Regions from separate parts of the Homo sapiens genome. Here all the other regions are linked to region 1. The links are chromatin contacts, found by Hi-C or POLR2A ChIA-PET in ENCODE. All regions are on one chromosome and are shown on one strand. Each heading gives the region's core, a stretch centred on a gene start or an enhancer-like site at or near the end of the contact. The rest is flanking DNA. Distances are from core to core; before and after follow the strand shown. Region 1 holds the start of TRABD-AS1 (TRABD antisense RNA 1). Region 2 holds the start of SBF1 (SET binding factor 1). Region 3 holds the start of ZBED4 (zinc finger BED-type containing 4). Region 4 holds the start of SCO2 (synthesis of cytochrome C oxidase 2). Region 5 holds the start of NCAPH2 (non-SMC condensin II complex subunit H2). Region 6 holds the start of CHKB (choline kinase beta). Region 7 holds the start of SYCE3 (synaptonemal complex central element protein 3).

The links. A loop is a pair of places that touch in the nucleus more often than their neighbours do. ChIA-PET counts read pairs that join two places held with the same protein, here RNA polymerase II (POLR2A). Pooled maps may share reads with other maps.
Region 2: a loop to region 1 is called in a pooled map, with 8 times the contacts of the local background. The contact joins the promoter of SBF1 here to the promoter of TRABD-AS1 in region 1. A Hi-C loop is called at or near these places in 3 of 168 maps with a recorded cell type or tissue (B cell, CD8-positive, alpha-beta T cell and OCI-LY7), 12 of 37 single-sample maps with no recorded cell type and 12 of 50 pooled maps. POLR2A ChIA-PET finds 5 or more read pairs at or near these places in 5 of 52 experiments (B cell, T-cell, activated B cell and 2 more).
Region 3: a map of ascending aorta shows a loop between it and region 1 (4-fold over the local background). The contact joins the promoter of ZBED4 here to the promoter of TRABD-AS1 in region 1. A Hi-C loop is called at or near these places in 4 of 168 maps with a recorded cell type or tissue (B cell, ascending aorta, naive thymus-derived CD4-positive, alpha-beta T cell and 1 more), 14 of 37 single-sample maps with no recorded cell type and 19 of 50 pooled maps. POLR2A ChIA-PET finds 5 or more read pairs at or near these places in 2 of 52 experiments (B cell and activated naive CD8-positive, alpha-beta T cell).
Region 4: a loop to region 1 is called in a pooled map, with 5 times the contacts of the local background. The contact joins the promoter of SCO2 here to the promoter of TRABD-AS1 in region 1. A Hi-C loop is called at or near these places in 4 of 168 maps with a recorded cell type or tissue (B cell, CD4-positive, alpha-beta memory T cell, CD8-positive, alpha-beta T cell and 1 more), 26 of 37 single-sample maps with no recorded cell type and 12 of 50 pooled maps. POLR2A ChIA-PET finds 5 or more read pairs at or near these places in 17 of 52 experiments (B cell, CD4-positive, alpha-beta T cell, CD4-positive, alpha-beta memory T cell and 13 more).
Region 5: a map of ascending aorta shows a loop between it and region 1 (4-fold over the local background). The contact joins the promoter of NCAPH2 here to the promoter of TRABD-AS1 in region 1. A Hi-C loop is called at or near these places in 2 of 168 maps with a recorded cell type or tissue (ascending aorta and naive thymus-derived CD4-positive, alpha-beta T cell), 5 of 37 single-sample maps with no recorded cell type and 12 of 50 pooled maps. POLR2A ChIA-PET finds 5 or more read pairs at or near these places in 6 of 52 experiments (CD4-positive, alpha-beta T cell, H1, activated B cell and 3 more).
Region 6: a loop to region 1 is called in a map of naive thymus-derived CD4-positive, alpha-beta T cell, with 9 times the contacts of the local background. The contact joins the promoter of CHKB here to the promoter of TRABD-AS1 in region 1. A Hi-C loop is called at or near these places in 2 of 168 maps with a recorded cell type or tissue (CD8-positive, alpha-beta T cell and naive thymus-derived CD4-positive, alpha-beta T cell), 5 of 37 single-sample maps with no recorded cell type and 13 of 50 pooled maps. POLR2A ChIA-PET finds 5 or more read pairs at or near these places in 1 of 52 experiments (naive thymus-derived CD4-positive, alpha-beta T cell).
Region 7: a pooled map shows a loop between it and region 1 (5-fold over the local background). The contact joins the promoter of SYCE3 here to the promoter of TRABD-AS1 in region 1. A Hi-C loop is called at or near these places in 7 of 50 pooled maps. POLR2A ChIA-PET finds 5 or more read pairs at or near these places in 2 of 52 experiments (BJ and K562).

What each region holds. Positions count from the first base shown.
Region 1 is chr22:50,198,623-50,202,285 of GRCh38, reverse strand. TRABD-AS1 (TRABD antisense RNA 1) reads left to right here and starts at 1,503. Exons shown (of 2, transcript NR_186698.1): 1 at 1,503-2,210; 2 at 2,958-3,198. It overlaps TRABD (TraB domain containing), which reads right to left. Exons shown (of 10, transcript NM_001320485.2): 10 at 2,691-3,663. SELENOO (selenoprotein O) reads right to left here and starts at 1,275. Exons shown (of 9, transcript NM_031454.2): 1 at 696-1,275. The coding sequence starts at 1,249. RefSeq lists an enhancer at 206-445 and silencers at 806-885, 1,016-1,955.
Region 2 is chr22:50,473,571-50,477,063 of GRCh38, reverse strand. It overlaps SBF1 (SET binding factor 1), which reads left to right and starts at 2,029. Exons shown (of 41, transcript NM_002972.4): 1 at 2,029-2,278. The coding sequence starts at 2,224. RefSeq lists enhancers at 867-1,776, 2,687-3,493 and silencers at 1,873-2,077, 1,658-2,117, 2,538-2,667.
Region 3 is chr22:49,851,948-49,855,412 of GRCh38, reverse strand. It overlaps ZBED4 (zinc finger BED-type containing 4), which reads right to left and starts at 1,569. Exons shown (of 2, transcript NM_014838.3): 1 at 1,424-1,569. LOC105377205 (a long non-coding RNA gene) reads left to right here and starts at 1,901. Exons shown (of 5, transcript NR_188597.1): 1 at 1,901-2,977. It overlaps LOC124905147 (a long non-coding RNA gene), which reads left to right. Exons shown (of 2, transcript XR_007068156.1): 2 at 127-911. RefSeq lists silencers at 922-1,211, 1,382-2,111, 2,132-2,221.
Region 4 is chr22:50,524,348-50,527,047 of GRCh38, reverse strand. It overlaps SCO2 (synthesis of cytochrome C oxidase 2), which reads left to right and starts at 1,450. Exons shown (of 2, transcript NM_005138.3): 1 at 1,450-1,576; 2 at 2,624-2,700. The coding sequence starts at 2,637. NCAPH2 (non-SMC condensin II complex subunit H2) reads right to left here. Exons shown (of 20, transcript NM_152299.4): 20 at 2,268-2,700. TYMP (thymidine phosphorylase) reads left to right here. Exons shown (of 10, transcript NM_001953.5): 7 at 310-472; 8 at 572-802; 9 at 907-1,047; 10 at 1,130-1,296. The coding sequence ends at 1,278. RefSeq lists enhancers at 1-240, 49-348 and silencers at 439-1,268, 1,479-1,778.
Region 5 is chr22:50,506,523-50,509,866 of GRCh38, reverse strand. NCAPH2 (non-SMC condensin II complex subunit H2) reads right to left here and starts at 1,643. Exons shown (of 20, transcript NM_152299.4): 1 at 1,422-1,643. The coding sequence starts at 1,529. It overlaps LMF2 (lipase maturation factor 2), which reads left to right and starts at 2,165. Exons shown (of 14, transcript NM_033200.3): 1 at 2,165-2,285; 2 at 2,832-3,085; 3 at 3,201-3,229. The coding sequence starts at 2,192. RefSeq lists silencers at 1,105-1,394, 2,065-2,164 and an enhancer at 2,385-2,434.
Region 6 is chr22:50,581,238-50,584,500 of GRCh38, reverse strand. It overlaps CHKB (choline kinase beta), which reads left to right and starts at 1,652. Exons shown (of 11, transcript NM_005198.5): 1 at 1,652-1,943; 2 at 2,144-2,252; 3 at 2,639-2,752; 4 at 2,948-3,081. The coding sequence starts at 1,720. It overlaps CHKB-CPT1B (CHKB-CPT1B readthrough (NMD candidate)), which reads left to right and starts at 1,502. Exons shown (of 30, transcript NR_027928.2): 1 at 1,502-1,943; 2 at 2,144-2,252; 3 at 2,639-2,752; 4 at 2,948-3,081. It overlaps CHKB-DT (CHKB divergent transcript), which reads right to left and starts at 1,475. Exons shown (of 4, transcript NR_110536.1): 1 at 1,178-1,475. RefSeq lists silencers at 1,106-1,505, 1,536-1,625, 1,956-2,155.
Region 7 is chr22:50,560,787-50,564,248 of GRCh38, reverse strand. SYCE3 (synaptonemal complex central element protein 3) reads left to right here and starts at 1,330. Exons shown (of 3, transcript NM_001123225.3): 1 at 1,330-1,391. It overlaps LOC107985568 (a long non-coding RNA gene), which reads right to left and starts at 1,288. Exons shown (of 2, transcript XR_001755606.3): 1 at 682-1,288. RefSeq lists silencers at 1,229-1,638, 2,709-2,907.

The sequences.
Region 1 (3,663 bases), core at 254-2,753:
ATGAGAGCACAGGGAGGGGCCGGATGAGATGCGGGTTTAGCATTTCTCTGAACATAAAATGTACACTTTCCTAGTCATTCACAAAAGCAGTAAAGAATATGGAGTAAGTACATTGTTTAGTAGAAAAGAGCAGAACAGACCCAAGCGCTGTCTATACACAGGAGGCAGGTGGCGCGTGCACGGCTCCCCGGTGGGCCTGGCGGCATCTGGACCCAGATCCTGCCTTATTAGACCACCTGTGTGCCCCCCCACAGAAATCTAAACGATGCCCACCTCACTTCGGGGTTAAAAAGGGCTGCCCGCAGGGAAGTCAGGGCCAGGCCTCCGTGAAGTCAGTCGCAGAGCGAGGCTGCTGGACGAAGCGGCCCGCCCCACGAGCGATCGGAGGAAGGCTGGGGACCTGCGGGGTTAGGGTTAGGGTTAGCCTAACCTCTCATCCCGGCTCCCGCCCCTGGGTTTGGAGCCCCAGCGAACGTCGGTAAACATGAGCGGCGTCCCTGGTGGAGCTGACTCCAAGGTCCTCGGCGGGTTGATAAGCACAGGGCGCGGGCGGCTGCCAGCACCGCGCTCCCGCGGGTGCAGGGGAGGCCCCACTTGGCAGTAGCCGCCGGACGCCCCCAACACCGCGCCGGGCGGAGGGAAGGGGCGCCCCGGCGGGGAGGACCCACCCGCGCCCCTCGCCCGCCCCGGCCCACCTGGAGAAGGGCGTGGGCCCGGCGCCCTTGAGCTGCAGCTCCCAGCGCTCGCCGGTCGCCGTGCACACCTCGCCCAGGTACATGGCGGCGCCGTCGCCCAGCTGCCCGGCGAACTGGCCGAATTGGTGGCCGCAGTAGCAGTGCGCGGCGGGCTCGGCGCCCGGCAGGAGCGCGTTGCCGCTGAAGAACAGCGCGGCCTCGGCCTCGGCCTCGCGCGCGGGCGGCGCGCCCAGGCCCAGCAACGCCAGCGCGGGCTCTGACAGCGCCACGAGGCGCGGCTGCCGCAGCGGGGTGGGCTGCACGCGGGTGAAGCAGGCCCCGGGCACGGGCCGCGGCGCGGACGGGGCGCCCTCGGGACCGGGCGGCGGCGCCTCCACGGGCAGGGCGCGCAGGGCGCGGTTGTCGAAGCGCAGCCCCGCCAGCCAGCGAGGCGCGGGCTCCATGGCGGCGCCCGACAACGTAGAGCGGGGCGCCGGCGACGGGGAACAGCGACCGAGGGGCAAGAGTCGGGCAGCCGCGAGCGAAGCCCCGAGCGCTGCCCTGTATACGGCCATCCGCGGCCCCGCTCCCGCCGGAAGCCAGCCTGCCCCGCCCGGAAGCCCCGCCCCGCGCGTCCCGCAACCCAATCGCCAGTGGGCGAGAGTGGGGCGGGTGGGGGGAGGGGTCGCGGTGTCTGGCCGGGCTCTAATTGGCTGCCTCGTCCGTCTATCCGCATCTCCCGGCCGGAGGGTCGGAGGCGTCCGGGGTGGCTGTCGGCGTCACGGGGCGCGCGCTGATGCGAACGGGGTGACAGATGGGAACGCCTCCGAGACCGCCAGCGACGACCCCGCTCGGGCAGCCCCGGATTTCCTCGGCTGCACCGGCGCCGGCAGCGGGGACCGAGGCCCGCGTCCGTTCGGGTCGGGCCGGGGCTTAGCCCCGCGCCCCACGGGCGGCCGGGACCCCACCCGGACCCCGCCGCGGTTCTGGGCCGCCGGAGCCTCGCGCCGCCTCTCGGGGACCTTGTCCCCTGGCCTCCGGCCTCTCGGGCCCCTCGCCTGCCGTCTAGGAGGGAAGGGGCCTTGGATCTGTGCCCCGCCCATGGAACAGCGCCCGGGCTCGGAGAGGCCCCGCGAGGCCGCAGGCGCAGACCCTCCCGGAGGGCTGGGCGGGCACCGGGGTCTTCGGCTGGCTTGAGGGACCCGACCCCTGGGGGAGGAATTTGGGGTCTGTGTGTCCGAATGAACGCGGGGGTTCAGATGAGTCTGTGGTGCCCCCGCTTTCCATCTCCTCCGGCCCCGGCCCCAGAGGACTGTCTGAGAGGCCGGTGGCCGCGGATCCTGGACGCGCCTCCCTCCTGCCTGTGGTTTCCCTTTATTCCGGCAGCGGCGCGAGCCCACCCTTCACATACAGGAGCTACATCCAGAAGCTTCTCCTGGGGCCACAGCGTGGGCTTCCGAGACTCTGCGTGACCCCAGCTCTGCCCCTTTGGGGCTGCGGGTGAAGCCCTCAGGACCCTCCGCGTGCGTTGGGCAGGTAACTGGATGAGGGATAATGTGGTGAGGTCCCCGTGCCCAACCCTCCTCTGCAGCCCACAGCAACCGTTCCCTCTTCAGCAGCCCCCTCCCCCCGGCCGCTCTGGGCGCCCGTTCCCAGCATCCTCCTTGGCAGGTGTTACCCCTCCCCATTCCCCAGGCCCTGGGCCCTCCTGATCTGTCTCCTCGACCCCCTGGGGCCCCAGTCTGGCTCAGTCTGGTCCACACTCTGGAATCTGGTGGGACTGGGTATGGAGGGTCTTGAGTGTCAGCAGGCCACCTGCGTCCCACCTGGTGGGTGAGAAGGGTCCCACAGGTCAGCATGGAGGGACCCGACTCTGTCTCTTCTGCTGGAAACCAGGCAGGTTCCTTCCCCCAGGGCCCCGGCAGGGCCACGAGTACCCGCTGCACTGGAGCACGGGGGAAGAGGCAGGGATCCTTCATTACCTGAACCCCATGTTCACACGTCACAAAACAGGAGTTTCCAAAATTAGAATTTATTTCAGTTTCTAAGGAATGAATCCCCGAGTGTGGCAGGAAGGACACAGCCGGCTCCTGACGCACACCTGATTTGATTCAACACCGAGTCGGCACAGACACAACCAGAGATGGCCTGGGTCCAGGCTGGGGCTGCACGGGCTGTGTCCTGGACAGCCAGGAGGGAGGCCCCGCACACAGACGGCCGCCGGGCAGGGGGCCTGAGCGGGACAGGCCTGGCCACAGCCCATGTCCTTGGCCTTCCACATAGGTGCACACATTGTCTGCCCAGAGAGGGCCAAGATGCCCCAGGCACCCCTTCGCTCCGGGGGCTCAGGACACAGGCTCCCAGCTGAGGCCACGCCTGGACCCAGAGCTGATGTTTGGCTGCACGCGAGCCCACTCGGGACAGACCCAAGAACACGAATTCTCTCCCTTTGGATTTAAGGCTGGTGTTTTTTGACATTTACTTCAGTTTTTCTCTCTGAAATTAAAATTACCTGAGTAAAAGATTTTAAGACATTAAAAAAGCCAAAAACACAGAATCCCTGCAGGCAGACGGTGCCAGGGAGGTGGCGGCCAGGGCCAGGATGCCAGGGGCACGGTGGGGTCGGCTGGAGCTCCAGGGCTGGGCCTTTCCCAGTCTCGCCTGCCCTGGAGCCCCCAGGAGCCGCCCCTGGGCCGACGCTCCTGTGGCCGGAGCACAGGAAGGCACAGTGAGGTAGGGACAGTGGCCATTGTCCCCCGCCTGCCACCAGGGCTGAGAGGGCAGCGCACGCCTCGGCCCCTCCTATAAGCCCCTGCCCCCTCGGAGCTGGGTGTCTTGTCCAGAAGCTGGGGAACGGCCCCTGCAGTGTGGGAGGGGAGGGGCTGCCGGGAGGCCTGAGCTCAGACAGTTAAATAATCCTTTATTTGGGTGGGCTGGGGGAGGGGTGACTGGCCCAGGAGGGCAGGCGAGGCCGGGCCCAGACCCCCAT
Region 2 (3,493 bases), core at 780-3,279, 270 kb before region 1:
ACGCAGGGTCCCCAGAGTCTCAGAGAGAGTGGAGAGTGCGGTGCAGGGTCCCTAGAGTCTCTCCGAAGAGAGCCAGCCCTGGGCTCAAGCACTAGCCCAGACTTGCCCCGGGCCCCTGCCAGCCTGCACACAAGCTCAGTGGTGTGGTAGTGTGGTGCTGAGGACCTTTTTGGGTACAAGTGACAGAAACCAACTTGAGCCAGCTGGGGCAAAAAGGAGGATTTCTGGCAGGGCACAGTTTCTCACACCTGTAATCCCAACACTTTTTGAGGCAGATGCAGGAGGATCATTTGAGGACAGGAGTTCAAGACAAGCCTAGGTAACTTATCAAGACCCTGTCTCTACAAAAAAATTAAATTTTAAAAAGATGATTTCTCAACCTGTGAAAACCAACAGTGGGAGAGGAGAGGCGTAGCGTGGCCTGTGCCTGAGGGCAGGGAGGGGACCCTGGTGGGGCCTCTCAGTTTGATTCCATTCATTCTCTTGGGCTGGCTCCTGCCCATGGATGGAGACTGGATGCCAGTCATTTGGCCAGTTCTTGCAGCAGCCAAACTCATTTAAAAACAGACCTTCAGGGCCAGGCGCGGTGGCTCACACCTGTAATGCCAGCACTTTGGGAGGCCGAGATGGGCGGATCACGAGGTCAGGAGATCGAGACCATCCTGGCTAACACAGTGAAACCCTGTCGCTACTAAAAATACAAAAAATTAGCTGGGCGTGGTGGCAGGTGCTTGTAGTCCCAGCTACTCGGGAGGCTGAGGCAGGAGAATGATGTGAACCTGGGAGGCGGAGTTTGCAGTGAGCCAAGATCACGCCACTGTACTCCAGCCTGGGCGACAGAGCGAGACTCTGTCTCAAAACAAACAAACAAAAACAAACAAAAAACAAAAAACAGACCTTCGGGCTGGGGGCGGTGGCTCATGCCTGTAATCCCAGCACTTTGGGACGCCATGGTGGGTGGATGGCCTGAGGTCAGGAGTTCAAGACCAGCCTGGCCAACATGGTGAAACCCCCTCTCTACTAAAATACAAAAATTAGCCGGGCATGGTGGTGCACACCTGTAATCCCAGCTACGCGGGAAGCTGAGGCGGGAGAATTGCTTGAACCCAGGAGACGGACGTTCCAGTGAGCCAAGATGGTGTCACTGCACTTCAGCCTGGGTGACGGATTGAGACTCTGCCTCAAAAACAAAACAAAACATAACAAAAAACAGACCTTGGCCTGCTGTGCTCAGAGGGGTTTCCCTGCTGCACCAGGCTGGCTCCTGCACCTTCTCTCCCAGCATGTTCTGCTCTGGGCTCATGCTCATCCCTGAGCCACTTCAGGGGTGGCCCTGGCCAGCCCTGCCCTTGAGAGGGGTGGGCACTGTCAGGGATCCTGGGGGATGCAGCTTTCCCAGAGCCCCCTGCTCCGTGGCCTCATGTGCCTCACACGCTTAGAACATTTGCTCTTTACAGGGGGACATGAGCGTGCCGTTTTTAAGCTGTGTTAAATGTCTCACTTGGCCTAGATGGGGGCTCTTCAGCCTGGGACCCCAAGGGCAGGGCCTGAATTCTCTCTCTGTTCCCCATCGCCAGGCTGGCAGCCCCTGAGGTGATGGCCCTGCGCCTCCTCTGACTTCTAGTTTGGGGGGCCCGGTAGGCAGCGCCTAGGCTTCTCCCGCCTTTCTCCCGCTGGACAGAGAGGGGCGGGGGACGAGGAGTCTGGGGACCCGATCCCCAGATTGGGACGGCCCAGGGGTGGGGTTCGGGCTCCTGTGCGGGGAGTCCCAACGGCGAGGGCAGCTGTGGTCCTGGCCCATGCCTCCCGCCGACACCACAGCCGACCCGGGTCAGGGCGTCAGACCCGCCGGAGCCGTAGTCCAGGTGCCCGGCCCGAGGGGCGGTGCTCGGGCCCCAGAGTGGTCAGCGATGGGCGGGGCGCTGCTCTCGGGAGCCGCCCTCCCACCCTCTGGACCAATGGAGATGCGCGGTTGCAGGCCCCGCCCGCTCAGGGCTTGACGACAGCGCGCAGGCGCACGGCGCGCCCGGGCGGGCCGGCTGGCTGGGAAGATGGCGGCGGGAACCTGGGCCGCCGCCGCCGCCGCCGCCGCCGCCGCGGAGCGAACCAGGGGTGTCCGGGGTGCGCGGTCCAGGGCCGGGGCCGGGCCATGAGCGCGCCGTCCTCGAGTCCCCGAGCCGCGGAGCCCGCCCGCGCCCCTCGGGCCGCCCCGCGTCCCTCGCCATGGCGCGGCTCGCGGACTACTTCGTGCTGGTGGCGTTCGGGCCGCACCCGCGCGGTGAGTGCCGAGGCCAAGCGCTGAGGGCCGGGGGCCGAGGGTCGAGTGCTGAGGGCCAGGGGCTGGGTCTGAGGGTCGAGGGCCGGGGGCTGGGGGCCGAGGGCTGGGGGCTGGGTCGGGAGGCCGAGGACTGAGGGCCGGGCGCTGAGGGCCGAGGACCGGGGGCTGGGCGCTGAGGGCCGGGGTCGGGGGAGCCGAGGACTGAGGGCCGGGGCCGGGGGCCGGGCGGGGACTGAAGGCCAGGGCCGACCGGACAGCCCGTGGGGAGAATGGGCGTCCGCTGGGGGCGGCGTGGCCGCGCGGGCCTGGTGGCGGCAGGGAGAGAAGGCTGGGCCCGGCCTGCCCGGCCTCCTTGGGGTGGGACGGGCTCTCTCCTTGGCCAGCTGCGGGCGGCTGTGGCTCTAGTGGCTCCAGGGGCGCGGACCCGCGGCTCGCCAGCCCGCCTCTGACCTTGGTGCTCCGTCTGAAGCCCCCGGCGGTCTTGGCGGGGTGCAAAGAGGGGGTGGAGTTCGGGTTTGGTGCATGGAGAAGCGGTGTTTGATTTGAAACTGGGAGGATTTGAGGAGGAAGCGTCGAGAGTAGAGAGAAGAGCATTCCTGGCGACTCGCCTGACGGTCCAGGCCCTGCACGCCAAGCCCTGGGTGGGGTATCAGCGTGGCGGTCGGTGCCCATGCCCAGGAGGTCTGTGTGTGGGGTCAGCGCCCGTGTCTGAGAGCTCTTCAGCCCAGGAGGTAGGAGAAAACGGAGCCTGACGATGACATCAGCAACAGCCTGGAGACAGCAGCGTTGGCGAGCGTGCTTGGTGTGCCAGGCCCCGCACAGCCCTTTGTGTACATGATCTCACCTCTTCCTCCCAGCAGCCCACCGGGGTTGCCCTGGTGTTGCCCCCATCTGTAGAGAAGTTAGGCGCGGATAAGCTGACTGCCTGGCCTGAGCCGGCTCAGAGAGGCTGGGACTGGCACTCAGGCTGTCAGATCCCAGCTGCAGACTGGCAGTGTGTGGGGATGGCTGTGTGGTCAGGCAGGGGCTGGATCTTGAGCCTGGAGGTGGGATTGAGCTTGCCTTCCCAGTTACCCTGTTTTTTGTCAGTCCAGTTGTCACTGTCCCCACCAAGGACCTGGAGTTCTCTCTTTTTTGTGTTTCTTCTGCTGGACACCCCCCTACACTTCCTGAAGCCTCTTTAGCATCTTCTTCGTCTCCAGCCCCTCCTCAGTG
Region 3 (3,465 bases), core at 320-2,819, 350 kb after region 1:
AGAGGTTTTACATCCAACAACATCAACCACCTTATTCAGGAATTACCTGGACAAGAGTGTGTGTTGGGGGAGACCCTGTAACCACCTGTCAAGTGGACTAAAAGTCTTAGGTTTCTTTCCATATAGATTAACTGTGTCCTCACCTCAAAGACCGGGCCTCTGAAGCTTTTTCAAGATTCACAGAATCTCTCTTAACTTGTGCTAGATCTTTTCTTGAAAAAAAGCCAATCATGACAAGCAGATATAATCCGTTTAAGGACTACGGGAAGTGTGCAGCCTTGTACGGACGTCCCATTGGAAACCCTCGGAGTATGGAATCAAACTCCTGTAAACTTTCCTCTTGCAAAGTAACTTTGTTTAGTAATTGCAATTAATTCATAATCAAAATGTGGCTTATTCATAGCACTTAAAAAAAAATCCCAACCAAATCCTTCCTAGCCTCAATTTTGTCACTATGAATGACATACACAGAAAAAATAAAAAACATTTCTGTGTAAAAAGTCGCAGGATGCCCTTGCTTTACCAAACTGGCCTCACTATGAGGTCTGAATGGATTTCTAAAAACGTAATCTGATCAGAGTTAACTTCAAAATAAATAACTTCCCTTTCGACCAACACGAGAACACCAACAGAAGCTTCTGACGGCTCAGCTTGGCCGGGACGTGTTTCCACAGAGGTGCCCGGGTCTACCAGGGCCACCCGGAATAGAAAGGCGCAGAAGGGAGCCCGAGGGGCTGCGATTCTCTTAGCAACGAAGGCGGTGTGGGCCACACAACGGGACAAAAGAAGAAACAAAACTGACTGCGAGCTCATTTGGGTGTAGGAAAACCACTGCAGTCGAAAAACATTTGAAATTATGGTTCGCAAGGCAAGTTACATTTTTATTCATTAAATGTGAACGGTCATCCCCAGAACCACGTACAATAACCTGCCTCGGGGCGCGTCGCAAGGACCCGTCTGGGCTGAGACATGAAGCAGGGCCCAGGTGGCCCTTCCTGGAGGTGGGACGGGAATGACACGTCCAGAGAAGTCCCAGGGACGGGGCTCGCGGGGTTAACTCGACGTGGCCGGGACAGCGCGCTCCCGGCGGACCCGGGCGGCGCCCCGAGCCCGAGCCCCGTCCCGTCCGCCCGGAAGCAACGGCGCGGGCACGTGGGCCAGGCCGGGCGCCGACCCCCGGCACTCGGCCGCTCAGTCGGCGCCGCCCCCGCGCCAGCTGTCAGGGCCGGGGTCCGCGCGGGGGCGGGTCCGGGGCGGCGCCGGGCGGGGACCCCGAGGCCACGGAACCGCGCCCCCGCCCGCCTGGCCCCGGCCCTGGCCCCGGCGCGGCGCAGACAATGGCGCGGCCCGGCCCGGCCCCGGCGCGGTCCGCGGGGGACGGGGCTCGCGGCAGGCGGCGGGGCGGCGGCGCCCGCGCACTCACCTCGGCCCGGCCTCTGGGGCGGCTCCCGGCCGGCTGCGGACGACGGCGGCGCGGGCGGACGCTCCATTCATTACCGCGGCTTTGTCTGCCCCCGCGCCCCTCCCGCGGCCCCGCCGCCCGCCGCCCGCGACGCCGCCGGACGCTGCGCCCCTCCCAGGGCCCCGCGCGGCGCGGGGCGGGGCTGGCCGGGGGCGGGGCCGATCGGGGGCGGGGCCTACTCTCGCAGGCGCAGTGTCCGCGTACCCGCCCCGCCTCGTCCCTGGCCGGGCGGGAGGACGGAGCGCCGGAGGCCCGGCCGCTGGGGCGGGGTCGGGCGGAAGACGCAGGCGCAATGCGCGCTTCGGCTCCGCCCCCGGGTCCAGGAGGGCAAACTACGCAGGCGCAGTGGGCGCTCCGGCGCTGGCGGGCGACGGGAAGGGCTTAGGCGCTCTGGCTGGGCGGGGCGCGGGCGCCTTGGTTTCGTCCCGTGGCTTGGCAGTTGGCAGCGGCTCGGCGCGCACCCAACGGCCCACCGCGGGTTTCCGGGACGGCTAGCAGCGCGGTTCCCGGTCCCGCCCCGAACCCCCTTACCTGGCGCAGAGGCCGCTCAGTGCGGTGCGGTCAGGCCTCGTGGGCTGGGACCTAAGCCGTTGACCCTAAGGCGATCGGGGCTCCCCGCGCGGCCCCCCCGGGGGACGGGATTAACGCCTAAGCCCCAAGCCGGGTCGGCGGGAGGAGGGCGGCCCTCTGGGCGAGCGCGGGGCCGGGGCTGGCGGTGCGGAGCGCACGGGACTCGCCCGCTTCTCAGGGTCTGAAGGAAATGTGCACTTTTAATGTGTTATTTCCTAACACAAATGTTTGAGCAGACCAAATAAACTCTGCATGCTGAATGTGGCCCCGAGGTCCCCCGTTGGTGACACGGCTTTCGGCATTTTCTCGGCCTGAGTGTGAGAGTGAGAGGAGCCCGCGTGGCGGTCACCGGCTGGAGCGGGAGCGTGGAGTTATCACGGCCGCCTCTGCCCGGAGCCCGCCCCTGCCCCGCGGCTGTGCCCCTTCACCCGCACGCCGACTGTTCCAAAGTCCACGTCCAGCCTGCAGCCGGGTTTTCTATGGTGCCTGAGCTAAGAATGCTTTTCTCGTTTTTAAGAGGTTGGGGGAGAATTAAAACAGTATTTTAGCATATATGAAAAGTATATGACATTCAAATATCGGCCGGGCACGGTGGCTCACGCCTGTAATCCCTGCACTTTGGGAGGCCGAGGCGGGTGGATCACCTGAGATCAGGAGTTCGAGACCAGCCTGGCCAACATGGAGAAACCCCGTCTCTACTGAAAAAAAATAAAAAATTAGCCAGACGTGGTGGTGGGCTCCTGTAATCCCAGATACTCGGGAGACTGAGGCAGAAGAATCGCTTGAACCCGGGAGGCAGAGGTTGCAGTGAGCCGAGATCGCGCCACTGCACTCCAGTCTGGGTGACAGAGCAAGACTCCGTCTCCAAAAAAAAATTAAATTAAAATGTCGGTTTCCTAAGGAGTTCAACTGGAACACCACCATGCTTGTTCATGTAGTTAAAAGGTAAACTGCTTTACCTTCCACCATAGCTATGGAGTTGAGACCAGGCACTGACACCCAAAAAGGGCTCCCTGTTTCTTTCTTTTTCTTTTTTTTTTCTTTCTGAGACAGAGTCTCGCTCTGTCCCCAGGCTGGAGTGCGGTAGCGTGATCTCGGCTCACTGCAACCTCCGCCTCCCGGGTTCAAGCGATTCTCCTGCCTCAGCCTCCAGAGTAGCTGAGACTACAGGCGCTCGCCACCACGCCCAGCTAATTTATGTATTTTTAGTAGAGATGGGGTTTCACCATGTTGACCAGGATGGTCTCGATCTCCTGATCTTGTGATCCGCCCGCCTTGGCCTCCCAAAGTGCTGGGATTACAGGCATGAGCCACCGTGCCCGGCCTGGGGATCCCTGTTTCATTCAGAGTGGAGGCCAGTGTTCTCAGGCCTGCTCTGCCCCTGCCATCCCCTCATCAGATCTGCAGCAGCCCCCAGCCTCCTTGATGCTTGC
Region 4 (2,700 bases), core at 201-2,700, 320 kb before region 1:
CCTCTTCTGCCCGAAGTCCCTCCCTCCTTCACGGCTTCCTAACCTGCTGTGACTTTAGAGGTCAAGGCTGGCCCGGCCTGGACCTGGGGAAGCCCTCTGTGGCGTTCCTGCCCCAGACCAAGTACAAGTTCCTCCTGGCCCCATGGCGAGGTGTCGCACTTCACTCGTGTCTCTTCCCCACCCCAATCCTTCCCTGACTTCATGCTGGGGGGCTGGCAACCCAGGGTGCAGCAGGGGCTGGAGTTCGACCAAGAACCGGCTGCAGAAGGCCCCGCCATGGGGGGTCCACGCTGAGCCTCCTCTCCGCAGGTTGGCGTGGGAGCCAGCCTAGGGCTTCGGGTCGCGGCAGCGCTGACCGCCATGGACAAGCCCCTGGGTCGCTGCGTGGGCCACGCCCTGGAGGTGGAGGAGGCGCTGCTCTGCATGGACGGCGCAGGCCCGCCAGACTTAAGGGACCTGGTCACCACGCTCGGTGAGGGGGACGGGGTGTAGGGGAGCGGAGGCGGCGGGGGGTGCTTCCCGCTGGGGCCGCCCCGACCCGGCCGCGCCTAAGACCCGTCCCCGCCCGCAGGGGGCGCCCTGCTCTGGCTCAGCGGACACGCGGGGACTCAGGCCCAGGGCGCTGCCCGGGTGGCCGCGGCGCTGGACGACGGCTCGGCCCTTGGCCGCTTCGAGCGGATGCTGGCGGCGCAGGGCGTGGATCCCGGTCTGGCCCGAGCCCTGTGCTCGGGAAGTCCCGCAGAACGCCGGCAGCTGCTGCCTCGCGCCCGGGAGCAGGAGGAGCTGCTGGCGCCCGCAGATGGTGAGCGTCGGGGGAGTCCCCGTCCTTCCGCCTCCGCCATCCCCTTCCCTTCCCGAGGCCCCGCCCCTTCCCGAGCCCGCGCCTCTCAGCCCCTCTCCCCGCAGGCACCGTGGAGCTGGTCCGGGCGCTGCCGCTGGCGCTGGTGCTGCACGAGCTCGGGGCCGGGCGCAGCCGCGCTGGGGAGCCGCTCCGCCTGGGGGTGGGCGCAGAGCTGCTGGTCGACGTGGGTCAGAGGCTGCGCCGTGGTGAGCGCCGCCCCCGCCCTGCTGGCCCCGCACCCCCGCCCAGCTCCGGCCGCGCGGCCTCTAACAGCCCCTCGCTCTGCAGGGACCCCCTGGCTCCGCGTGCACCGGGACGGCCCCGCGCTCAGCGGCCCGCAGAGCCGCGCCCTGCAGGAGGCGCTCGTACTCTCCGACCGCGCGCCATTCGCCGCCCCCTCGCCCTTCGCAGAGCTCGTTCTGCCGCCGCAGCAATAAAGCTCCTTTGCCGCGAAACCTTGTCAGTGCTTGGGCGGGAGCGGAAGGATCCAGGGCTGCGGAGGCGGGGGCCGTCTCGATGAACACGTGACCCCCGGCGGGCTCCGCCTTCCGCGCACGCGCTGAGAGCCTGTCAGCGGCTGCGCCCGTGTGCGCATGCGCAGCTCCGGGGACGCCTGCGCCCTGCCTGTGAGCGTGTGGCGCCCGCTTTCCCTGAGCCGGCGGGGCAGAGCGCAGGGAGCTGGAGGTCGGCGCTTCCTCTCGTGCTTGGTCCACTGACGCGCGGCCCCGCCGCGAGGTGCGGACGCCGGGGCTGGGAGGGGAGGAGGTAGCCCTGAGGACTCGCTGGACTCCGGGGTAGTTTCCCAGCTCCGGCTACTGCGCGGGGCTGGCGGGGCACACCCCAGGGCGCGCTGGAGGCCGGAGCGAGGCTGGGGCGCCCGTGGGAGGCTCCCAGCAGGCACCGGTGTTCTCGCGGCCAAGCACAGTTATAACGCGCTCGCGCGGCGCTTCGAGTGGTCCTGGAACCTTTCTGGCCACGAGGGCGCTGGCCTTGCTGGGGAGGGCACAAACCCAGAACCGCCCGGGCGGGGGTGCAGTGAGTCCTCGGGAGGGTGCCCTCAGCAGGAGGGGGCAGTGACCGGGAGTCCTGAGACCTCCACCTAGCAAACCTTCTGCGGGGGCCCGTGGGAAAGGCTCAAAGGTCACCAACGCAAAGGCAGGGCGTCGGCTGTGAGCCCGGAGGAGCTGCTGGGAAGCCTGGATGTGAGGAGGGTGGGGTTTTGTGGCGGGTGGAAGTGTCGTGCGTCTCTGCCAGGAGAGGTTAAACACAGCCGGCGGGCAGAGTCTGAGCTCCGGGGGTAGGTCGTGCAGGTTTTCTGCTGGGAGTGTGGAGGAAGGCCGCGGTTGGTTGAAGTGGCTGGAGGTAACAGGAAAGTGTTGGAGGAATCGGTTGCTCTCGGGGATTGCAAGCCAGAGAGTTACCCACCTCCTTTTAAGAAATGGGTTTATTGCAAATAGATAACGTGGTTAGTTCAGGCAAGGCATGCACTTGGAATGCTTTCCGTCAGCAAGAGGTTCACCTTGCTGAGGTGCAGGTGCAGGGCAGGGTGCGGTGACAGGCTGGTGATCCCAGGTAGAGGACAGGAGTGACAGGTGTGGTTGCCCAGGTGTGGATGTTTGGTGGAGGTGGAGTTCTGAGCTCAGGTGAGCAGCTGCAAATGCCTGTTAAGCCTGAACGTGGGCTGGGTCCTTCAGATGGGTGGCTGGTCTCAAGTCGCAGGGGCAGCCCAGGCACTGTCCTGGGCCTTCCCTTCTGGCTCCTGACGCCTGTGCTTGTTTCCAGGAGCATCAGATCCATGCTGCTGCTGACTCGGAGCCCCACAGCTTGGCACAGGCTCTCTCAGCTCAAGCCTCGGGTCC
Region 5 (3,344 bases), core at 394-2,893, 310 kb before region 1:
AAGCTTGGAGGGGCCATAGGTTGACTGGTTCAAAAGAACAAGATACAAAACAGCCCAAAATGAGGCTAAAATGGAGAGCAGAGCCAGGTTCAGAGAAGGAAATTTGGGTTTTATTCTGGGCATAATGGAAAGCCACTGAGGGGTTGATTTTAGGCAGAAAACAGTGCTGTGGCCAGATTTTAATTTTTAAGAGTCACACTTGCTGCTGGTTGGAGCACGAATTGGACGGGACAAAAACAGGGATAAGGGAACCCAAATAGGAAGGTTTTACACAAATCCAGGCCAGAGACAATGGTGGCCTAGACCAAATAAAATGGACAACAGATGAATTCAAGTGATATTCCGGTGGTATAACTGATGGAATTCATGGATGAACTGAGTGTTAAGCATGGGGCTTCACTATAGCCACATTTAGCTTTTGCTTTTGGTTGAACAGCGGTGTCATTTTCCGAGATGGGAAAAGCTGGGGTTTAAGCAGAAAAATGAAGAGTTCCACTTTAAATATGTTAAATGAGATGTTTGCGTGACACCCACTAGATGTCAAGAGAGCAGCTGGATATGTAAAGTAGATTTGGAGGAAAGATCTAGGATGGAGCTGCAGATCTGGTAGTTGTCCTAATACAGGCAATATTTAAAATCATAGAAATAAATGACACTTCAGGGTAAATGCATCAGAAGATGACCTAGGCCCCATCCTGAGGAACTCAACACTTAGAGACTGGATAGAAAAGAAAAATCAGGCAATGAAATAGGGAAAAAAAATCCTACCACCATGTTTCAAAAAGAAAGGAGTGGCCAGTCCAACAAATGCTGACTTATGTCCCTTGGATTTGGTAGAATGGAGATCACTGCTGATCAAGACAAGAAACATTTAAGTGTCGTGGACGCCAGACTGAGCTGGGCTGAGGAGTAAAAATGAAGCGCAAATATGGAGCAGACAGCTTAACACAGGTCTAGACAGGGCTGTCAAACATGGAAGAAACACTAATCGCTAACAGGATAGAGCATGGCAATAGCTTGAAATTGGTTTGAAAATCCAAGATAAAAAATTCCTCTGACATCGTGATCCAGACCTCTCAAACACACAAGCATGCTCGCAATAACTGCAATAAAAGCAATAATGCTTTCTAGTCTATTCCACTACGTTAGAGAAACGGCTGGTCACCACCCACTCAATCATTCACGGCTCGCTGACGGGTAGAAACCTGCAATGACAGGTCCACGCTAATCCAACAAGGGATGATTTGGGGAGGCAGAGATGGAGTTTGAAAAGAAGCAGGGAGCCCGAGGACCTGCGCGGCCAGAGCGCCAGATAGCCATAGGCGTGGAGACGGTGGGGCGCCCACAGCCCCGGGCCCGGAGCCCCCGCCCCGCAGCCCCACCCGCCGGCCCACCCCGCGTCACTCCCCCGCCGCCCTTACCTCCTCCAGATACTCGCCCAGCTGGGCCGCCACGTCCACCTCCCAGTTCTTGGTGAGGTCGCGGATGGGCTGCAAGAGGTGGGCGAAGCGCGCCTCCACGTCCTCCATGTCCGGGAGGGAACGGGCGGCAAAGGGACCGCAGGGCTGCCTTCCGAGGGGTACGGCGTCCTCAGCCCGCCACTAGTTCTGGCGCCATTTTGCTGTTCCCGCCCAGGAAAATGCGTAGGCGCGGCGTCGCGCGCATGTCTATGACGTAACGTGGGCAAAAGCCAGAGAGGCGAACCCCGGCGCCGCGCAGCGGGAGCTCACCGGAAGAGTCGCGGGGCGGGGTCGAAGCCTCCGGGAGGGGGGGGTGGGCGGAGCTTTGGGCTGCCACCAGTTTGGACGGGAGGGCTTTTGGGGCCGCCGTGGGTCGGGCGGGGCGGGGTGGGGCGGGGCCTGGAGCTGCCGCGGGCGAGCGGGCCGAGGAGGCGGGGCTTGGGGGCTGCCACGGGTTGGGGGGGCGGGGCGGTGAGGAGGCGGGGCCTGGGGCAGCCGCGGGCGGGCGGACGGGCCGAGGAGGCGGGGCTTGGGGCTGCCACGGGTTGGGCGGGCGGGGCGGTGAGGAGGCGGGGCCTGGGACTGCCGCGGGCGGGCGGGCGGGCCGAGGAGGCGGGGCTTGGGGCTGCCACGGATTGGGCGGGCGGGGCGGTGAGGAGGCGGGGCCTGGGGCTGCCGCGGGCGGGCGGACGCGGAGGGCGGGCCCTGCTCTAGCGGGCCGCGTAGCGGACATGGCGGGCTCCCGGCTCCCGCGGCAGCTCTTCCTCCAGGGCGTGGCGGCCGTCTTCATGTTTGCTTTCGCTTCCCTCTACACGCAAATCCCAGGTGAAGGCACCCAGGGTGGGACACCCCCAGCCTCGGCGCGGGACCCTATGTCCTCTTTTCTCTGTGCCCGGCACTCACGCAGTCCGGGGTTGGGAGTGAGGGCCAGGCCTTGGCGTGGGGTAGGGGGCGGCGGTTCGTGTCCTGCAGGCCGCTGTGGGGGTAGGAAGGTGTGCGGTGATCCATTTCCCGTAAGGCTCTGGACTCTGACCTGGGGTGGGGGACAGAACTCTGAGAGAGGTGGGAGAGAGGCTTCCTCCCAGACCTGGTGGGACAGGTAGGAGATCGGGCTGAGACCTGGAAGAGGGCAGTGGGCTCTGCTGGGTGGGAGGCCCTGACTCAGGTAGTTGAGCAGGCCTCTAGCCCTGGGACGGGGTTTTGACAGGTCCCGACCTGGGGGACGGGCTCTGGAGGGACTGCAGACTCTGACCTAGGGATGGAGGTATCCGCATGCTCTGACCTAGGCTGGGGGATCTGCAGGCCCTGACTCAGAGGTAGTCTAGTCTGCAAGGGCTGTCCAGGGCCTGGCCATGACATGCCCTCCCACAGGCCTGTATGGCCCCGAGGGCATCCTACCTGCAAGGAGGACGCTGCGGCCTCAGGGCAAGGGGCGCTGGCAGCAGCTGTGGGAGACCCCGACGCTGCTGTGGGAAGCGCCGAGACTGGGGCTGGACACGGCCCAGGGCCTGGAGCTGCTGAGCCTGCTGGGTGCACTAGTGGCCCTGGGAGCCCTGCTGCTGAGCCCACTGCGCCACCCTGTCATCTACTTGCTGCTTTGGGCCGCCTACCTGTCAGCCTGCCAGGCAAGTGGGACCTGTGACCAGCTCACTCTATCTCCAACCCCCACCACCCACCCCTGCCTCTACCTTACCTGAGTCCACAGACACACCCGCTCCCTGACAGCCCCTCTCTCCGCAGGTGGGCCAGGTGTTCCTTTATTTCCAGTGGTGAGTGACGGCTGGGCCTGGGGCTGTGGGAGGCTGGGTAGGGGGTGGGGGAGGGCTCTGCCCTTCCTGGGAGGACTTTCCGAGGGAAGCAGCTGTGTGGGGAGGGGCTCTTGGT
Region 6 (3,263 bases), core at 403-2,902, 380 kb before region 1:
TAAAGACAGGTTCTTGCTATGTTGCCCAGGCTGGTCTCAAACTCCTGGGCTCAAACGATCCTCCTACTTCGGCTTCCCAAAGTGCAGGGATTAAAAGCGTGACCCACTGCCCCCAGCCAGAATCAGTTTTCTTTTTTTTTTTTTTTTTTTTGAGACTGAGTCTGACTCTGTCGCTCAGGCTGGAGTGCAGTGGCTCGCGGCAACAAGGCCTGGGTTCAAGGGATTGTCACGCCTCAGCCTCCCGTGTAGCTGGGATTACAGGCACAAGCCACCAAACCCGGCTAATTTTTGTATTTTTAGTAGCGACGGGGTTTCGCTATGTTGGCCAGGGTGGTCTCAAACTCCTGACCTCAAGTGATCTGCCCGCCTCGGCCTCCCAAAATGCTGGGAGTACAGGCGTGAGCCACCACGCCCGGACCAGTTACTTTTTAAAGTGGCTCTAGGTCCCTTTAGGGAAGGATTGGAGGAATATTTCTTGGTATATGCTCAGATGCTGGTATTGTAAGATCCTTCCTGAGAGGAACCAAGCCTCCTTGTCAATTAATGGGCTCTAGGTCTCAAAACTGACTCAGATTTAAACAGAATGATCATGATTTTCCACTGCAGCAAAAGTGACATTAGCCTTGTGATCACCAATTTTTGATTTCTTTCTGGTTATCAAACAATACTCTAGTCAGATGCCCCAAAGAACACCATGGTTCGACAGACATTGCCACAGATCTCTGTGGGTCCAGCGTTCCTGGTCGCCGCTCTAGCCTGGGGCAGAAGCAGAAATGCAGGAGGCACGCGTTTAAATCAGGACGCCCTCAATGGGAGGTGCGCAGGCCGAGGAGGGGGCTGCGGCAAGCTGCGAGTCTTCACTTTCTTCGGCTCTTGGGTTTGACTCTGTAATTGGTTCTAGGCCTGGAGGAGACGAGGAGGATAGGGGGAGAGGGGAATGAATGAAGACGCGCATCTCAAGCGGGGCAGCAAAAGACTCCTCATTCAGAGGTGCGGCTCTACCGGCCAGGGAGTCCCCGTGTAGACTGGGCATTTATGCAACTGGAGTCATCGGAACTGTCCCAAGGGTCACATTCCTTCAGCAAATGTTTACTGCGTACCCACCGGGTGCCCGCATCCCGCACTCTGCCCGCGCTGTGCGGCCCTGCCTAGCGCGCGCGCCTCCTCCAGGCCTCACCCACGCTCAGGACGGACGCGCGCTGGACGGCTCTTCCTTGTCGGAGCGCCCCAGGGGTCGGGGAAGAGGGCCCGGCAAGGGAGCCCTCGCGCCGGAGCTGCAGCTGCAGCCGCCGCCCCGCCGCCCCGCCGGCTCCCACGGGGCAGAGACGCAGCTCCTCTCCGGTCTTCCCGTACGCTACCGCGCCCGGGCAGTTCCTCGCCCGCGCACGCGCCGCTCCGCCAACTGATTGGCCTCCGGCGCCTCGGATTGGCCCAGGCCGTCCAACAGCAGCCCCGCCCAGAGAGAGACCATTGGTCCTTGCCCATAGGGGCGGGGCCCGGCAGAGATCTGCGGAATTCGGCCTTCGGAAAGAGCCCCCGGGCCGGGGCACGGAGAGAGCCGAGCGCCGCAGCCGTGAGCCGAATAGAGCCGGAGAGACCCGAGTATGACCGGAGAAGCCCAGGCCGGCCGGAAGAGGAGCCGAGCGCGGCCGGAAGGAACCGAGCCCGTCCGAAGGGAGCGGAGCGCAGCCTGGCCTGGGGCCCGGTCGAGCCCGCGCCATGGCGGCCGAGGCGACAGCTGTGGCCGGAAGCGGGGCTGTTGGCGGCTGCCTGGCCAAAGACGGCTTGCAGCAGTCTAAGTGCCCGGACACTACCCCAAAACGGCGGCGCGCCTCGTCGCTGTCGCGTGACGCCGAGCGCCGAGCCTACCAATGGTGCCGGGAGTACTTGGGCGGGGCCTGGCGCCGAGTGCAGCCCGAGGAGCTGAGGGTTTACCCCGTGAGGTGGGAGGTCAGGGGTCAGCCTCTCCGGTGCGCGGATCGGGGTCAGGGGTCAGCCGCGGGGCCCTCAGGATGCTCCATGTTTTCGCCCCCCTCTTGCGCCCGCGCCTGGGGCGGGGCGGGGCCGGCCTGGCCGGGAGGGGGCCGGGGCCGCGGCAGGTAGGGCCGGCCGCGGGCTGAGCGCGCCTGGTGTGGGTCTGCAGCGGAGGCCTCAGCAACCTGCTCTTCCGCTGCTCGCTCCCGGACCACCTGCCCAGCGTTGGCGAGGAGCCCCGGGAGGTGCTTCTGCGGCTGTACGGAGCCATCTTGCAGGTGAGGGGGGTGTGAGCGCCGCAGCACCAGTGGCTTTAGGGCCTGTCGCTTACGCGATGCGGGTAGTATTGTTCCCGTTGCGCAGTTGAGGACACCGAGGTTCACGGTCTGAGTAACACCTCATTACACCGAAGCCTGGGCCTGTATTCCCAGAGCTTTGGGAGGCTGAGGCGAGAGGATCACTTGAGCACAGGAGTTCGAGACCAGCCTGGACAACATAGTGAGACCCCCATCTCTAAATAAAAATAGACCAACGCTAAAGCCTGTGCTCCAGAGCCTCCAGGCAATTGGATCAGAAGTCGCAGCTCTGGTGGGAGGAAGGCGAGCCCTCATGTGTGTCCCTGTGCCACTTTGCCTTGGCCCCTTTGCTGTCCATCCTTTTTCAGGGCGTGGACTCCCTGGTGCTAGAAAGCGTGATGTTCGCCATACTTGCGGAGCGGTCGCTGGGGCCCCAGCTGTACGGAGTCTTCCCAGAGGGCCGGCTGGAACAGTACATCCCAGTACGGGCCCAGTCCTACCCTCTCCTCCCCAAGGCACCTCCACCCCCTAACCCTACCCCAGTGCCCAATGTCTGCCTCCACATCCCTCACCCCAAGTAGGGAATTTCCCCCAAAACCCTGACTTCCCCTCATTGCCCCAGCCCTTCCCACTCCTGCCCCAGCCCCATCACCACCCTGATAGCTTCCTGGGTGCAGAGTCGGCCATTGAAAACTCAAGAGCTTCGAGAGCCAGTGTTGTCAGCAGCCATTGCCACGAAGATGGCGCAATTTCATGGCATGGAGATGCCTTTCACCAAGGAGCCCCACTGGCTGTTTGGGACCATGGAGCGGTGAGTCAGGAGCCTCCTCAGGGCTCCTGTACTCCTGAGCTGAACCTCCATGCCAGCGGATGTGTCGGGGGCTCTATCCAGCCCTCCACTTGAGTGGATCTGATGTCATGGGCTGTCACAGAACAGGCTTTTAAATGCTTGCCAGAGGCCACATGCAGTGCCTCATGCCTGTAATCCCAGAA
Region 7 (3,462 bases), core at 81-2,580, 360 kb before region 1:
CACTTGAACCTGGGAGGCGGAGGTTGCAGTGAGCCGAGATCGTGCCACTGCACTCCAGCCTGGGCAACAGAGCAAGACTCCGTCTCAAAAAAAAAAAAAAAGAATTATTCCCTATTCATGTTTCTCTGGGCTGCTGTAACAGAAATCGGCTCTGGGCTGTATAAGCAAATGGAAGTATGAAGAGCAGCTCACAGGTGGAAAGGGATGGCCAGAAAACCGGGTTCAACCGGGGCAGGAACCTGGCAGCTGGCGGAGGGAGTGTGGCCCAGGCAGCAGCCTCCTCAATAAACAAGCGAATGCTCACTCCTTGCCCAGAACTGTCTGGCTCAACCCCAGCCATTTTTCCTCCTCTGCAATCAGGCTGCTAAGAATCAGAATCCCTGAGAGAAAATTCAGGGGGTCTAAGGTTTGTCAGGATTCTCAAACACAAGGTGTTCAAAATCAAAGTTAACCTTCCAAGCTAGCTTCTCCCACTCTTCCACATCTCTGCCAGTGGTATCACCCCGGCCATTAGCCCCTTGCTTCTTTCTCCCTCCCTCCCACATTACCAAGCCCTGTCAAGTCGACCTTGGAATGGCTTTGACCCTGTCCACCACTCAGCCAAACAACAGCAACGGCCGGCCCCGTCGCCACCCGCCTCGGCAGCCAGAGACCTTTTAACTCTGCCACTCGCCTACTTACCACCCTTCTAGGGTGCCCACGTCCCTCTGAAAAAAAAGGCTGAGCTCAGACTGGCCTCTGGTCAGCCTCCTCCCAGCCAGAGCTTTCTGTCACTGCCCTTCTAGGTGTTGAGTGGCTCTGCTTCCAGTTCTTGCCTGGAGACCAGGAGCGCCCGGGAGGCCCCAGCACTTTCCAGCCCACATAGACCTGCGTGCACCTCTGCCTCGTCTCCCTGAGCCCGGGCTGCCTCCTCTGTAAGATACATGCCACATAATGTCCGCCACACATGATCGCTGTGACAGTGGAAATAGCTGGGCGTTCAGCGACTCATTCGACAAATGTTTACCAGCACCTTTGGTACCGGGCGCTGTCCTGGACACTGGGGACACAGCAGGCAAACGGGGCCCTGCGTATAAATCCTTAAGCTCAAGAAGGAGGTGGGGGCAAAACTGTCAGGCCGGGAAGCTCTTCATCTCCGCAGGATTCTCCCTCAACCTCAGGACGTCCCCAGCACCGCACCTGCCAGTCCCAGACTCGGACGCCGCAGACCTGTGGGAGCAGCGCGGAATGCCCCGCCCCTTTTCCCGAGGACACCCAATGAGGGCGAGAGGTCACTTCCGGGGAGGGTTCGCTAACGGAAAGGGCGGGGCATCCCTCTCGAGGAGCGGCCTTGTTCCTCAAGCGGCCGCTGGGGGCGCCAGAGCAGGACCGGAGCGCGGGCCAAGCTGGAGGTGAGCGAGGCCGCGCCCCCCTGGGCCCCGGCCCTCCCAACGCGCCCTGACGGCTGGGCTCCGCCTGACCCTGTCCTAGCGTTCGCGGTGGCACCAACCTCAAGCCAGACCCTTGACTTCGACCCAACTCCACTCACCCGACTCCACTCACTCCACACCCCATGCCCCTCCCCCGACGCCCCTCACCCCGCCTCACCCTTCACCCCTCATCGCTCACGTCACCGCTCACCCGCCTCCTCACCCAGCCTCGCCCCTCACCCCTCACCCCGCCTCACCCCTCACCCCGCCTCACCCCTCACCCCTCATCCCGCCTCACCCCTCACCCCTCATCCCGCCTCACCCCTCACCCCTCCTCACCCCGCCTCACCCGCCTCGCCCCTCACCCCTCACCCCTCCTCACCCCGCCTCACCCCTCACCCCTCACCCCGCCTCACCCCTCACCCCGCCTCACCCCTCACCCCGCCTCACCCTTCACCCCTCACCCCGCCTCACCCTTCACCCCTCACCCCGCCTCACCCCTCACCCCTCACCCCGCCTCACCCTTCACCCCTCACCCCGCCTCACCCTTCACCCCTCACCCCGCCTCACCCCTCCTTACCCCGCCTCACCCGCCTCGCCCCTCACCCCTCATCGCTCACGTCACCGTTCACCCGCCTCCTCACCCAGCCTCACCCCTCACCCCGCCTCACCCCTCACCCCGCCTCACCCCTCACCCCTCCTCACCCCGCCTCACCCCGCCTCACCCCTCCCCCGCTCCCCTCACTGCACACTCCATACCCCACTCTCCCCACCTTACATCCCTCACCTCAGTCCTTCACCCCCTTAACCTAATCTCCATGTCCTCACACCATACACTCCTGATCCTGAAGTCTGCACACCCTGGGCTTCTCATTCCGTGCAGCCTGCCCCTCTTACCCTCACACCTGCCACACCTGGGACCCCGGAGTCCACACACCACCTCACACCCCAAGTTCCCACACGCACCTCTGGCTTCCTCCACCTGCACTTCAGGACCCGCCCAGACTCTTCATAGCCCAACTCCAAGACTTCTCTCCCACATCACAGGTGCATTCCCTTCCTGTGCTGCTCTCATCCCGTACAAAAGAGCACATCTCTGCACCAAGCATCCCTCTTATCCCCTCACATTCCTTGTTCTCAGAGGGATCCCAGACTCTGTTAGAAACTCTTCGTACCAGGCAAGACACTCAGACCACAAACCAGACTCTAGGCTCTGACTCGCTCAACCCCCGTCCTTCACACCTAAAGTGATACCCAAGCCAGACCCTACACTCCCGCCCCACGCTCCCGCCCCACACTCCTCCCGCCCCACGCTCCTCCCGCCCCACACTTCCGCCACCCATCCTAAGCTCCGTTCCATTGTGCTTTGGTGCGGGCTCAGGCCTCTTTCTCCACCCGTTCCCAGTCATCCCAGGCAACCTCATTAGGCAAGAAATGCCGTGAATTCTAATCCTGTGGCTGCTTCCTCCACATCAGCTCTCACACCCTCTCCCTGGATCTCCTTTTCAGATCCATCCCTCTTCTGAGATCCAGTGCCACTCCGGCCCAGCCTCCATCCTTCTAGCAGTCTCATGCTCTATCCCCAAATCTACCTGTGGCCACCCCAACGCCCCACTTATAGAAACTACATGTCTTTTCTATGCCTCTGCTTCACCCCAACCATCAACCACCCCTTAAGCCACTCTCATACTTGTGCTCTCAGTGTCCTTACCTTGTCCATCCACTGCATGTATGTTTACGTTCCCAGGCCTTCTACACTCCATCCACTGTCTCTGTGCCGTCTTAGGGTCCTGAGGACACTGTGGCCATGTGGCCTCAGTCACATGCCTAGGTGCCCCTAGGGAGGCATGCAGCTTTGATAAAGCTTTATCGTTCTCCTCAAACCAAGAATGTCTGTTGTTACAAGAAGAAACTTTTCATTGCCATTTATTAGGGAGTTAGAGACCATCGGGCCTGAAATCCCCCCCTTGCCATCCTACCTTGACCTCTACCTACCTTATTCTATCTCTACCTCCTTACCTTCCCTTACCTTCATAGGGTGAAATGACCCCTT